3 separate regions of the Homo sapiens genome follow, and all the other regions are linked to region 2. A link is an interaction called in ENCODE POLR2A ChIA-PET data of the cell type or tissue named here. Cell type or tissue: PC-3. All regions are shown on one strand. Region 1 overlaps RCOR3 (REST corepressor 3). Region 2 overlaps HHAT (hedgehog acyltransferase). Region 3 has its middle 20 kb from the start of SLC30A1.

Region 1 (5,000 bases), 900 kb before region 2:
AATAGCTATTATTTTCAGGTAATATAAATCACTATATAGGAAATCAAAAGTAATACAAATAAGTTATGAAGAGCAAAGGTCCAAGAATAACCAAGGTACACACTCCTTAAGAAGAACCACCAAATAGCAGAACTTACCCTAGCAACTATCAAGACTTATGAGGCTTATTATAAGTAATTGAAAAAATGTGGGATTAGCAAGGAATATTTAACTGACAACAGAAGCAGAATAGAGAGCCAGGCATATGCGTAAGCCTCATATAAAATAAAGCTGGTATTGCAGACCAGTTGAAAAAGATATTCAATTCCGTATTAAAAAATAAATAGCCAGGCATGGTAGGGCTCACACCTGTTATCCCAGCACTTTGGGAGGCCAAGGTGGGAGGATCACTTGAGCCCAGAAGCTCAAGACCAGTCTGGACAATGTAGCAAGACCCCATCTCTACAAAAAGTTTTTTAAAAAATTAGCTGGGTGTGGTGGTGCATGCCTGTAGTCCCAGCTACTTAGGAGGCAAGAGGATGGCTTGAGCCCAGGAATTTGTGCCAGAAGTGAGCTATGATTGTGTCACTGGCACACTAGCCTGGGTGACAAAACAAGACCCCCAACTGTTAAATAAATACATAAATAAATAAATAAATAAATAAAGGATCTCTACCTCACAACATGAACTTATTTACTGCTACAGCAAGGACTTCAATGTAAAAAGAGAAAAAGTTTAAAATTTTCAAAAGAAAATGTAAAAGAATACTGGAATTTAAATTTAAAATTGGCCGGGCACAGTGGCTCACGCCTGTAATCCCAGCACTTTGGGAGGCTGAGGCGGATGCATCACAAGGTCAGGAGATCGAGACCATCCTGACTAACACAGTGAAACACCGTCTCTACTAAAAATACAAAAAACAAACAAACAAACAAACAAAAAAACAATTAGCCAGGCGTGGTGGCAGGCGCTTGTAGTCCCAGTTACTCAGGAGGCTGAGGTAGGAGAATGGCGTGAACACGGCAGGTAGGGCTTGCAGCGAGCCGAGATCCCGCCACTGCACTCCAGCCTGGGCGACAGAGCGAGACTCCATCTCAAAAAAATAAATAAATAAATAAAATAAAATAAAATAAATAAATAATAAATTTAAAATTTATATGCTTTTGATGAAATAGCTGTTTACTTCCCTGTAGAGAGTAAAAACACAAACCACAAACTGGCAAAAGATATTTGCTGTTAACCAAAGGACTCGTATCCAGAATATACAAAGAATTCAATAAGAAAAAACTTTTTATATTCAGTCTTTAAGAAAAAGACAAATACGCAGTGGAAAAATGGGTGAAAAAAAAAAAAAATACAAGCCAGGCATGCTGGCTCACGTCTGCAATCCCAGCTACTTGGGAGCATGAAGCAGGCGGATCATTTGAGCCCAGAAGTTTGAGGCTGCAGTGGCTATGATCACACAACTGCACACTAGCTTGGGCAATAAGCAAGATTCTGTCTCTAAAAAAACAAAACAAAAACCTCCACGAACGAAACATATAACAACAGCTAATAAACAGATAGAAAAACATTCAGCCTCAGTAGTTACCTGATGAATGAAACTGAGGACACAATGAAATGCCTTCTCATATTGCCAGATTTGGAACATTTTAAAAGTCTGATCAAGCATTGGCAAGGAAGTATACAATGGGTATTCTCACAGTCTAGTGGAGGTATATCAGCTATAGAAAACAATTATGCCATTACCTAGGAAAGTTTAATGTGGCTATTCCCTAAAATAGAGTGACTCCATTCCAAAGAATCCTGGGACCCTGTTACTCAGTAAATCACTGTTGGCATTTTGGTGAAACAATCTGTGCTTTGCACTTCAGTATAGTTGTCACCCCTTTCTCCTGCCCACTCGACAACTGAAATGCCCCACAATCACTGTTAACAATGAAAACACCTCCATAATTTCTAAATGTCCCCTATGGGGTCAGTGCTAAACCTAGCTGAGAACTATTGTACCAAAGGAACTCTCAGACATGTGTATCCAGAACATGTTCATATCAGCAGTGTCCGTAATAAAAAGCTGGAAATTAAGTTTATTAATTGGAGAGTGAATAAGTTGCAGTATATGTATACAATGGAACACTATAATATAGCAATAAAAATGAATCGCAAAAATAATAACAAAAGGCAAGTACTGAAGAATACATACAATATGATTCCAATTAAATAAAGTATGAAATAAATGAAACTAAATGATAATCATATCATCATATGTGATTATATATATGTGATAAAACTATAAAGAAAGAAGTGAATAATTTAGAAATTTCATTATAGTGGTTCCCTCTAGAGAGAAGGTGAGACTATGCAATTGAGGCCGGGCACGGTGGCTCACGCCTGTAATCCCAGCACTCTGGGAAGCTGAGGCAGGTGGATCACCTGAGGTCAGGAGTTCTAGACCAGCCTAGCCAACATGGCGAAACCCCATTTCTACTAAAAATACAAAAATTAGCCAGGCATGGTGACGCATGCCTGTAGTCCCAGCTACTCGGGAGGCTGAGGCAGGAGAATTGCTTGAGCCCAGGTGGAGGTTGCAGTGAGCCGAGATCGTGCCACTGCACTCCAGCCTGGGCGACAGAGTGAGACTCCCTCTCAAAAAAAAAAAAAAAACAAGAATATCCAATTGAGGAAACACAAACAGGACTTCTGTTTCTTCAGCTCAGTGGTAGATACACTGGTATCTATTATTTTTCTTTAAATAGTTCACAACTTTTAAAAGTTAAAATTAAAACTTTCTATGTAATATGTTAACAACATGCAGAAGCAGCTACAAAGATCTATATTAAAAGCAATAATGTAGTTTCTTTCCCTGCCTGGTATCCTTATTGTTTGGAATGAGCAGAGAAATGAATGAAGCTGCTGACACATAGTGCTAGTCTTGGACCACACCTCTGCAGTATCCTCTTAAAACTTTTTAACTTATACTCCCCTCATATTATTTTCTGGTAAGATGAGATCATAAGCAAACAAAAGACCAAATGAGTATGCATCATCTTGCATAGTTGGGCAAAACTATATATTCCATATATATACATACATATATACACATACATATATACATACATATATTTTCTAGGTAGCAAATTCTTAAGTTTTCAGGTTTATATCACAATTAAGAGCATATAGCATGTATTCTCATTCATTAAAATTTTACTAAATGCTTACTATGCATCAGTCCCTGGGAGTGGAAAATAGTTAAAATATATTCTTGCTCTTAAAGAGCTCACCACGCAGGAAGGCAGGGAGGGGAAACTATGAGTAAACAAGTACCACTCAGTAGAATTAGTACTGCAACAGATTTAAGGAGAAATAAGGAGGTTGTCAATTCAAGATAAGGCACAAGATTTCATAGAGAAGCTACATCTTGTAGAGTTGTGAGGAATTTCCTAGGCAGATTTGGGAAGAAAGGAATTCCAGAAAAAAAGGGACCAACATAATCATAGGACAAAAGCCAGGGAACTAAACGACATATCTAAAACACTGTTAGTAATCTGAAATAAATGGGGAAGGGTAAGGAATGCCTAACTGGAGAGTTTGTGTTTTATCCTACAGACGACACCATGTAAGGATTGCAAGCAGTGAATCAGCAACTTTACAAAGGATTGCTTTGGCAACAGGGCAGTCAATGGACTGGAAAGGGTGGTGTGGAGAACCTGGAAAGGGAGGCACGGAGATAATCGGAGAGAAAACTGTTAGGATAATTCAGAGGAGACGAGAACCTAAGAAGAAGGCAGTCACACAGAGAAGAACAGAGAGATCAAATCTCACAGTTTTTTGAGAGACAGAATTAAAAAGAATAATGATAAAAGGAATAGAGTAAGAAAAAGATGCCACTAAAATTGAGACACAATGGTTAAAAAGGTAGATGGGAATCAGAATGGCATTACGAAAGTCAAAGACAGCTTTTCAGGAAGGGAGCAGTCAGTAATTTGATACAGAAAGCACAAGCAGAATACAACTGATCACTGGATGTGGCATTTAGGAAATTACTGGTAACCTGTCAGCAGTTTCAGTGAAGTGGTGGGACAGAAGCTGCCTGACTAAAGCAAACTCAAAAGTGACGTAGTGCTAAGAAGGATGATTTGTTTTCTAGAGTGGTTAAGACATATGCCTTTTTTTTTTTTTTTTTGAGATGGAGTTTCGCTCTTGTTACCCAGGCTGGAGTGCAATGTTGGAATCTCAGCTCACTGCAACCTCCGCCTCCTGGGTTCAAGCAATTCTCCTGCCTCGACCTCCCGAGTAGCTGGGATTACAGGCATGTGCCACCACGCCCCGGCTAATTTTGTATTTTTAGTAGAGACGGGGTTTCTCCATGTTGGTCAGGCTGGTCTTGAACTCCTGACCTCAGGTGATCTGCCTGCCTTGGCCTCCCGAAGTGCCAGGATTACAGGCGTGAGCCACTGAGCCCGGCCAGAGAAACGCTTTTAAATGGAAGACTTGAACATACTTTTTGGCTGCACTGAAAGGTTGAAAATATGCGAAAGACAAAGGATAACTGGTGGAGAAAGAGTAGATACGAAGGGATGGATAGGATCACACAAGCAATGAAATTGTATAGGAAAAGAAAGAAGATCCTTCTTACTGTGAGAGAGGGATATTAAGGCCCAAGACTGTTCATTCAACAATGATTTATTGAATCAACATTTATTGAATATTTGCCATATACCAGGTACTGTGCAAAGTGTTAGGGGATACAAATGAATAACTCAGTCCCTGACTTCAAAGAGTTAGCAGCTTAGTGGGCAAAATACAGTAACTGTAATATGTTCTAAGTACTAATATACCACGGTGGAAAGGCCAGTATGGTAGCACAGAGGTTAGAGGAAGGGCTGGAATTTAAGGGAGCTTCTGTCTGACACTTTCTCTGTGACATGGATGAAGTTATCTGCCAAGTGTTTTTAGGGGTGGAGGGGTATTAGGCAATGTGTAGGAAGGGAAGAATGTTCAAAACAGCTGCCCAGATAAA
Region 2 (5,000 bases):
GCTCCACTCAAAGTCGGTCGCATCCTAAATAGGACAAAATAGTTTATCAGAGGGATTTCAGTACACGTCTGAGTCAGAACACAAACTCCAGTTAATAAAACTGGAAAGAAGGCCAGTGTGAGTCCAAACTCTGTAAAAGAGGATTTACACACTTCTAGCCTTTCCCCACCCACCTGTACACTCCCCTCCAGCTTGCTATTAGTAATGGCAAAAACTGCAATTACTTTTGCACCAACCTAACCGGAATGATTGCCATTGCCATTCCCCAAATGCACCTCGGACTTTCTACAACTCAGTGTCTTTGTTACAGCTGATCTCCCAGGGCCCTCTGTAGTATAGATGCTATTATTATTTCCATTTTGCAAAACATGAAACAGAGACGTAAGGAACTCAATTCATTTACCCAAGTTCACAGGGATAGTACAAGTAATGAATTGAGGCTATCCCAGTTTAGACAACTAGATATTTTCACTGAGAAATGTAAACTGGACACTAATAAAATGGCTTAAAGTCAGTTATTCTGAGTCTTGTTGCCATTTACAGACAGAATAATTTGTCAGAGAAATTAACTAAGTTCATATAAATTTATAATGAAGGAATGAAAGGTACACTTCCCTTCCCCCCAAGAAGCTCTGTGTCCATGTGGCATTCTGTGTCTGCATCAGTACCAGGTTCCACATCTATGAAGCTCCCCAGGAGGAGAAGGTAGAAACCTCTGACAACAGTGGACATGTGGACGCTTAGGAACCAGCACCTCAAAGTCATGGCCTCAGGAGCCCCAGAAAGGACCACGGAGGCCAAGAGGAGCGTGGAGAGATGCACACTGTCATCGGTCACCCTGAAACAGGCAATGCAGGCTTGGCCAGTGAACAGTTCAGCACTACCAGGATGGAGGGGGATTTGAGGTCTCAGAATTTTCTAAGCAAAATGTGTGCCTGGAAAAGGACTCCTGCAGGCCGGGCGCGGTGGCTCACGCCTGTAATCCCAGCACTTTGGGAGGCCGAGGCGGGCGGATCACGAGGTCAGGAGATCGAGACCATCCCGGCTAAAACGGTGAAACCCCGTCTCTACTAAAAATACAAAAAATTAGCCGGGCGTAGTGGCGGGCGCCTGTAGTCCCAGCTACTTGGGAGGCTGAGGCAGGAGAATGGCGTGAACCCGGGAGGCGGAGCTTGCAGTGAGCCGAAATCCCGCCACTGCACTCCAGCCTGGGCGACAGAGCGAGACTCTGTCTCAAAAAAAAAAAAAAAAAAAAAAAAAAGAAAAAAAGAAAAGGACTCCTGCAATGACCACTGATATTGAACTCCTCACCAATCTCTGCAAGTGGAACTTGAAGCCTCTCTTAATTGGATTTGAAGAAAAGTGTGATTTTTTTGGTGTACCTAAGATTGTGGGGTAATGTCATACCAGTTGCACACAAATAAAACTCTTTTTTGCAGAAGGTAAGATACATATAAAATTGATCTTGATTCATAACAGACTATGAGTGCAAGGTAGCTAAGACTGGAGGCTTGTTTTGGGTCCAGAGCCCAGATCTACTCACACACTTGCTGTGATGACCTTGAACATGATTCTTAACCTTTCTGTTCTGTTTCTTCATATGACAATAGTACTTACCTTACAGGGATTTTTGAGGCTTAAATAAGAGCATATGTACATTAAAAGTTTGTAGCAGCACACAGTGCTATTAAACAGCAGTACCCGCTACTAACTGCTAGACCCATGTGCTTCCCATCCCTTGTAAACCACCAGCCAAGACCGTATCATGCTTTACTTTGTGCCACTCATTTTAAAAAAGTTTTCCCATTTCTTCAAATAAGGAAATACAATACTGCGCATTCTCAGATTACACATGCTCCCCACACCCCAGATCCTGATACATGACCTGCTCATAAAGCCCCTGTCCCTTGCTGGAAATCATGTATGTAGTTGAATTGCTTCCATTTAGAGATGACTACACCAGAGTCTGGGACATGCCCACAAACACACAGCCAGGCAGCACAGCAGAGAACTCAAAGCTTTAACCTGGCTCCTGATCCCTGATCCACAGCTTATTTCCCCATCTAGAGATTTCCAAATTAGCCAAGAGTCAATTAACTAAACAAATGTAAATAAGTTCAAAGGTCATGTGATGAGGCCATGCTAGTAAAATACCACTTTTATAACAGGGATACAGCTAAAAGACACAAAAGCCAAGACACTTTTTTAATACAAACTCAAAAAGAAAAAAAAAAAAAAAGAAAAACATATGAGCTTTTTAAATACAACATTTTTGAACACTTAGAATTACATTTAGAATTCATGACCCCAAGCTTACCTATGCCTCGAAACTTCTCCAAGTTTAATTTTTTAGGGTGGAAAAAAGGATATAATACAACAAAACATATAAGACTTTCTGTTCCACCAGAAAGTCCAGGACTCCTGAAAACTCTGCTGGTAAAATCCCATCAACAAAAATTACACATGGCCTTTCACCTCTAATTATCACAGAAAACATTCATTTAAAGGAAATAAAAATGTCTCTCTCATGTCTATTCTTCCCTATTTAAAAAAGTTACCTAAGGGAAATGACCAAACAGAAAAGCTGGGCCAATGAATAGGTCAAGATGATGTTTAATGATTTGGGTAAGAAAAATATTGACTCACTGCTTCTTGAAGCAAAAGCTTTATAGACTCTGAGCTCAGTCACACATTTCAAGGCAAACATGAAAGCCTGAAATCAGGAACAACATCATGATCTGTCCCTTCCCCCATTTTCTTTCTTGCCTCCATGGTTATTAGTCAATTAGGAACCTCTTCTTTGGCACTCTAAGGGGGTCAGATATAAACTGGAGCTAAATCTCAGCCAGGCAGAACTAGGCAGGCTTCTCCATGGAAGCAGGGAGGCTGTACTCCAAGGAGAAGTCACCCACATCCAACCTCAAAGTGGACACAAGCCACCTATGCATCTTGCTAAAATGCAGATTCTGATGCAGTCAATCAAGGGTGGGGCCTGGGATTCTATATTTCTAACAAGCTTCCAGGTGATGTGATACTACCAGCCTGGGGACCAATCTACATGACTGATTATGCCTTCCTACAGCTGAATGTTCATAAACTCACAGAATCCTTAACAGCTCAGCCCGCCCCGTACCATTCCCAGGCAGGGAGGGCACATACTCCGAAGCTGCTACCTAACACTCACCAACAGAGCAGTCATCCTCCCGTTCACCGTTCAAAGCTCTGGGCACCCAGACTTCGGAATTCACTGAACAAGTTAACAAATGTGGTTGTTTATTCTGAGGCTTACATTCTGCTACCAGGTAATACTAAGGACTCTGAGAGACATGATTGTTCTGGGTTTCTTAAATAGTAACTCTAACGTCCTAGCAAAACACTTTTTCCTTTCTTAACAAAGGAAAGGGTCTGGGCCTAGTGTTTGTAACTGCCTCTTTTCCTACCCACAGCAGAGTTCTGCTCTAGGCACCATGAGGAGCTCAAAGTCTAAATAGGAAGACCCCCAGCACCAAGACCACCACACCCCACAATGAAGACACACCAAAAACCCACTGCAGAATGAGAGGGGTAACAGTGCTGCAACTCAACTTCATATGTCAGTGAAACTGACAGACCTGTCCTTTCTTCCCAGTCACTGATGAACACTCGAGTATGTGTTTTCTAATTACAGCCTCATAACAATCTTTAAAGTAGCTCAATTTGTTTAACAGACCTTATCTTTTAGAGAGTTTTCAGTTCACAGAAGAATTAAGCACAATGTACAGAGAATTCCCATAGACCCCTTAACCCCTCTCCATCAGCATCTCCCACCACAGTAATATATTTGTTCCAACTGGTGAACCTACATTGATACCCCAAAGTCCATGGTTTATATTCGGGTTCACTCTTGATGTTGCATATTCTATGGGTTTGGACAGATGTATAAAAACACATATCCACCATTATCATATCATATGAAATAGTTTCACTGCCCTAAAAATCCTCTGTACTCTACCTCTTCATCCCTCCCACCCTGGCCCTGCTCCCCTCAATCCCTGGCAAACAATGATCTTTTTACTGTCTCCATATTTTACTTTTTCCAGGATGTCATGTAGCTGAAATAAATAAGTTTTGGGTTTTTTTCTTTTTATTTCGTCAGTGATTTGAAGCTCTTTTTTGAGACAGTCTCGCTCTGCTGCCCAGGCCGGAGTGCAATAGCACAACCTCGGCTCACTGCAATCTCTGCCTCCCAGGCTCAAGTGATTCTCGTGCCTCAGCCTCCCAAGTAGCTGGGACTACAGGTGCATACCACCACACCTGGCTAATTTTTGTAGTTTTAGTAGATACGGGGTTTCACCACATTGTCCAGGCTGGTCTCGAACTCCTGACCTCAAGAGATCCACCAGCCTCAGCCTCCCAAAGTGCTGGGATTACAGGCATAAGCCACCGTGCCCGGCCTGAAGCTCACTTTTTCTTTTTTCTTTTTTGAGTAGTTCTGTCTAACTCCGTGTTACAAATGAGTTAACTGGAGGTCAGAGAAAGCAGATTATTTATCCAAACCTAGTAAGGGGCAGAGCCGGGTTTCAAACCTAGGCCTGTCTGAAGCCAAGGAGGAAACCCTTTTCTGAGATGTTTCTACTCATGCTTGTCCCTGTACCTGGACTTTCTGCCCTTCCCACCCCTTTGCCCCACAACACTATTTGACTAGGCAATCTCCAACCTAGAGTGCACCTCATTTATGCCCCGTAACCACAAAGCCAGCCCAGTGACATGCACAAAATACTCACTAAATGGTACAATTCAAATGTCAGCTCCAGAGTGAAGCTTTCCCATACCTACCTCCCCAGGTGGACCTCATTGCACTCCCTTCTCCGTCATCCACATCTCAATTCTAGAACTTTTATTATGGCATATTTATTATATCACTTTTATTCCTGTATTTTCTCTCTGGAGGGAAAAATGGATCTCTCTGAGAGCAAGAACCTTGACTTAAATCTGTCTCCTAGATGCCCAACATTCAGCAA
Region 3 (5,000 bases), 1.2 Mb before region 2:
TCTACGAAAAAAAAAAAACCAAAAATTAGCTGGGTGTGGTGGTGCATACCTGTAGTCCCAGCTACTCAGGAGGCTGAGGCAGGAGGATCACTTGAACCTAGAAAGTGGAGGCTGCAGTAAGACACGATTGTGCCACTGCACTCCAGCCTGGGTGACAGAGTGAGACCCTGTCTCAAAACAACAACAACAGCAAAACAAACAAACAAACAAACAAGCAAAATCCCAGAAAAGTGACAAGATACCCAGTACTGGTACCTTGGGTAGGGGTGGGGTGATGAAAGTATACCTTAATGCTGAAGGCTACAGCAAGTCACCAGGCAGGGAGGGGTAAAGGAGGTGGTCATCCATAGGGCTCCTGGTTGCCCCTTGTCTTTTTCAGTGGCAGGGGCAGCACCTTGGTATTATTGGTCAGAAGCCACTTGGCTGAAGGCTGGGAGGGAAAGTAAAGGGACATTGGTAGAGCACCACTTTCCCAGGGTCCAGCATTTTATGCACACAAGTTAACTCTACATCTGGTGCGGTGGTTAGGGCACGGATTTTAGAGACAGATTAGGTTAGGAGTCCTGTCCTGCTTTCTAACTTTATCACCCTGGGCAAATCACTTTGATAAATATCCCTAAAGAGATCACGTACATGCTACACAAGATTGTCATAAGGATTGAAGAAATGCATGTACGGTCTTGGCATGGGACCCAGTATTAAATAAATGCTCAATAAATTTTGACCCACACATGGTAACAAAATTCTCTTATTGCTTCCATGGAAATGTCACAAGCATTTTCCCCATTTCCTTTCCCTAGAAATATTATTAATGGTCCCTCCACTATAATCCCAGGAGGCAAATATTATTTTCTCCTAACCAACCACAAAATGAGGCCTAGTGAGATTAAGTATTATTCACCTGGCTAGGCCTAGATGCAAATCCAGGCTTCAAAATCTCTTGATGTTTCCCTTCATGCCACAATTAAACCTTGAGGGAGTTTTCCAGGATGTCACTGCTCTCCTCTGAAGCACAGATTGATTTATGCATTCACCAAATATTTATTGAACCCCTATTAGGCGACAGGCACTGTTCTAAGTGTTAGGAGAAAAAGCAGTGAACACAGACAAAAATCCCTGCCTTTGTGAAATGTACATTCTAGTAGGGTATAGAGATAATAAGATAAAGAAGTGAAATGTAGATTAGATTTGATAGTGATAAATTCTAAGGAGAAAAAAAAATAAAGCAGGGAAAGAGAATAAGTGAGTGTATGTGGATGGGGATGGGTTGTTATCATTTTAGATATAATATCCAGGAAAGCCTCAATGAATAAGAAAGAGACATTTGAGTAGAGAGCTAAAGTGGGGAGGCACACTCCTCAGATTTCTGGGGTAAGAGCCTTCCAGGCAGAGAGAATAGCAGGGGCAAAGGCCCTGGAGTGGGAGCCAATCAGCTCTTGCAGGACAGAAGGAGATGCCCTGGAGGAAAGTCTGAGTTTCTGGAAACAATTTCTTCATCTTTTGATTAGACTGTGAAGACTCTCTCTTGCCCAAAGCAAATATTTCTAACATTTGGGCTTCCCCTTAAGCAGGCACCAGTCCTTTGCTGGGTCACTAATGCCTGGGGTTGAAGCAACCCCGAGGAGCAGGGCTGGCTTTGTGAAGTTCTGATTTGTTGTGTAATGATGGCAATTGCCCTTATAACTCAGTGCATTCTGTGGGTTGACAAGCTCTAGCCTCAAGGTTTTCCACATCCCTCGGATGCTCTGCAGGGTAATAGAAGGGGCTATTTCTCAAAGCCTGACCTTGATGTCAATATATCACTTCCTGGACTCGTGGAGCTTTGAGCAAATGCTTTGATCCCAGGAGTGGGGATCTTCCAGCTTGATTTTTGCCTTCCTGGAAAAATGAGAGCCTGCTGAATGCAGCGAGTGAGAACAGGGACTTTGGAACCAGAGAACTGATTTAAGTGCTCACCCTGGCATTTATGAGTTACGCTACTTCGAGCAAGTTACTGACCTGCAAAAGGAGGACATTCACACTTAACATCTTAGGCAACTAAGAGTATGGTGATGCGGAGGGCGTGGCTAGCACAGAGCCCACACTTAGTGGAAGCTCAGTAGATAATCGCTGTGATTATTTTTACCTTCTTGAGAACTTGCGTGCTAGTAGAATTTCATATTGATGAAATTGTGGTCTGTGGACATCCAGAATCGCAACTGAAAATGGGCAGCTTGATGTCCATATGCATTGGAGGAACTAGGTTGGGTGTGGGGGTGGAGCCATATCAGATAAGCCAGTTAAATTAATCAACTTCTGATTTCTTGTGCTGTTACAGTAGTGCTTCCCATTCTCCTTGTGCCATTCCTTAGGGAGGTCATTTGCAGATGGAGTCCGGTGAACGGAAACCTGTTTCATTTTATTTCCTTTCCTTTCTTTCTTTTTTTTTTTTTTCTTTTCTTGAGACAGGGTCTTGCTCTGTCAACCAGGCCTGGAGTGCAGTGGTGCCATCTTGGCCCTCTGCAACCTCTGCCTCCCGGGTTCAAGCTATTCTCATGCCTCAGTCCCCTAAGTAGCTGGGACTACAGGCATGTGCCACCACACCCAGCTAACGTTTTGTATTTTTAGTAGAGATGGGTTTCACCATGTCGCCTGGGCTGGTCTCAAACTCCTGGCCTCAAGTGATCTGCCTGCCTCAGACTCCGAAACTGCTGGAACTACAGGTGTGAACCTGCACACCTGGCCAGAAATCTGTTTTAAATGTGGCAAAAGAGATCACCGTTTCAAGAAAATCTGCATTGTATGTGTTTTAAGAATGCAGATTCACATGGTTTGGTTTGACATGTGCATTTTGTGTTTGCAGAATCATTTGCTCCCTATCAAATGCTTCTGTGGATATCCAGGGAGTCACAGCTGATAGCCATCTTAATGTGTGGGTGAAGTGGTATCTCATTGTGGTTTTGATCTGCAGCTTGTTAGTGACTAGTGATGTTGAGTATCTTTTCATGTGCTTATTGGACATTTGTATATCTTCTTTAGAGAAATGCTGTTCAAGTCCTTTGCCCACTATTTTTCAGATGAGGTCTCACTCTATCGCCCAGGCTGGATTGCAGTGGCGTGATCACAGCTCACTGCAGCCTTGATCTCCCTGGGCTGAGGTGATCCTCCCAGCTCAGACTCTCAGGTAGCTGGGACTTCAAGCACGCACCACCATGACTGGATAATTTTTTTGTATTTTTCGTAGACACGGGGTTTTGCCATCTCCAACTACTGGGCTCACGTGATCCTCCTGCCTTGGCCTCCCAGAGGGCTGAGATTAAAGTCATGAGCCACCGCACCTGGCCCTTTGCCCATTTTTTAATTGAGTTGTTTGTCTTTTGTTTGAGTTTTAGAAATTCTTTCTACAATTTGCACATTAATCCCTTACCAGCTATATGATTTGCAAATATTTTCTCCCATTCTTTGGGTTGTCTTTTTATTCTCTTGATATTGCCTGTCTTTGTCTGTTTGTGCTGCTATAGCAAAATGTCTGAGACTGGATAATTTATAAAAAACAGAAATTTATTTTCTTACAGTTCTGTAGGCTGCTAAGTCCTAAATGAAGGCACTGCCAGGTTTGGTGTCTGGTGAGGGCAGCTCTCTTTTTCCAGGAGGGTGCCATGTTGCTCGTCCTCCAGAGGGGAGGAGTAATGCTGTGTTTCAGTAACTCCTGTCTTTTCTAACCCACCCTGAGCAAAAAGCTGTGATGCTTTGGAAGCCAGTCCACTTCCAGCTAATGCCACATACCATGAGGAACCATCCTTATGCAGACTTGAATTTTTTTCTTTCTCAGGTCATGCAGAACTTCCCATGTGGTCCTAAGGGTAGGTTAAGGGAAGAATGGGGTGCATCAGAAGAACTTGGCCCAAGGCAGAAGGGCGACAGAGCCCAATGCTGTATGAAGCCTCTTTTTTTTTTTTTTTTTTTTTTTTAAGAAGTTATCTCGCTCTGTCACCCAGGCTGGAGTGCAGTGGCATAATCTCATCTCACTGCAACCTCTACCTCCTGGGCTCAAGCGATTCTCCTGCCTCAGGCTCCTGAGCAGCTGGGATTACAGGTGCCCACTACCACGCCCGGCTAATTTTTGTATTTTTAGTAGAGACAGGGTTTCACCATGTTGGCCAGGTTGGTCTCAAACTCCTGAACTCAGGTGATCCACCCGCCTCGGCCTCCCAAAGTGCTGGGATTACAGGCATGAGCCACCACGCCCGGCCCTGAAGCCTCTTTTATAAAGGCCTTAAGCCCATTCCTGAGGGAGGAACTCTCATGATCTACTCACCTCTTAGGTCCCATGTCTTAATACCATCACATTGGCAACACCTGAATTTTGGAGGAGACACATTCAAACCATAGCAGTGCATTTTGATGTGTAAGTTAAATTTTGATGAAGTCCAAGTTATATATATTTTTTTGGTTGCCTGTGCTTTTGGTGTCATAAGAAATCGTCACCAAATCCAATGTCACAAAGGTTTTTCCCTATGTTTCCTTCTAAGACTTTTATAGTTTTATTTTTAGTTCCTACACATAGGTCTTTGATCCATTTTGAGTTAATTTTTGTATGTGGCGTAAGATAAGGGTCCAACTTCATTCTTTTGTCTGTGGATATCCAGTTTTCCCAAAACTATTTGTTGAAAAGAGTGTTCTTTCCCTCACTGAATAGTGTTATGGGCTGAATTTTTGTCCCCCAATAATTCATATGTTGAAGTCCTGACACCCAACACCTCAGAATGTAACCATATTTGGAGATAGAACATTTAAAAAGATAGTTAAGGTTAAATTAGGTCATAGGGGAGTAGGTTGGGTCCCTAATCCATGTGACTGTCTTTGGAGATAAGTCTTTACAGAAGTGACTAAGTTAAAATGAGACCCATAGTATAGGACCCTAATCCAATATGACTAGTGTCGTTATAAAAAGAAACAGCCAGGCGTGGTGGCTCATGCCTATAATCCTGCCACTTTGGGAGGCCAAGGCAGGAGGATCC

What was found. ChIA-PET counts read pairs that join two places held together with the same protein. Peaks named below come from ENCODE experiments on the same cell type or tissue, not always from the same donor. Only the 100,000 strongest peaks of a DNase experiment are listed, where the experiment ranks them.
Region 1: POLR2A ChIA-PET joins it to region 2 with 7 read pairs; 1 of 35 experiments calls an interaction of 5 or more read pairs at or near these places.
Region 3: POLR2A ChIA-PET joins it to region 2 with 6 read pairs; 2 of 35 experiments call an interaction of 5 or more read pairs at or near these places.

Annotation. Positions count from the first base shown.
Region 1 is chr1:211,280,148-211,285,147 of GRCh38, reverse strand. The region is part of intron 7 of RCOR3 (REST corepressor 3); the gene reads right to left. Among named protein-coding and RNA genes, the nearest start is that of RCOR3, 23 kb to the right of the region's middle. In PC-3, no CTCF peak of the experiment used is centred here; no DNase peak of the experiment used is centred here; H3K27ac peaks cover 682 bases.
Region 2 is chr1:210,382,492-210,387,491 of GRCh38, reverse strand. HHAT (hedgehog acyltransferase) reads right to left here. Exons shown (of 12, transcript NM_018194.6): 4 at 1-24. Among named protein-coding and RNA genes, the nearest start is that of HHAT, 56 kb to the right of the region's middle. In PC-3, no CTCF peak of the experiment used is centred here; a DNase peak (open chromatin) is centred at 2,691.
Region 3 is chr1:211,556,362-211,561,361 of GRCh38, reverse strand. No RefSeq gene overlaps it. Among named protein-coding and RNA genes, the nearest start is that of SLC30A1, 20 kb to the left of the region's middle. In PC-3, no CTCF peak of the experiment used is centred here; no DNase peak of the experiment used is centred here.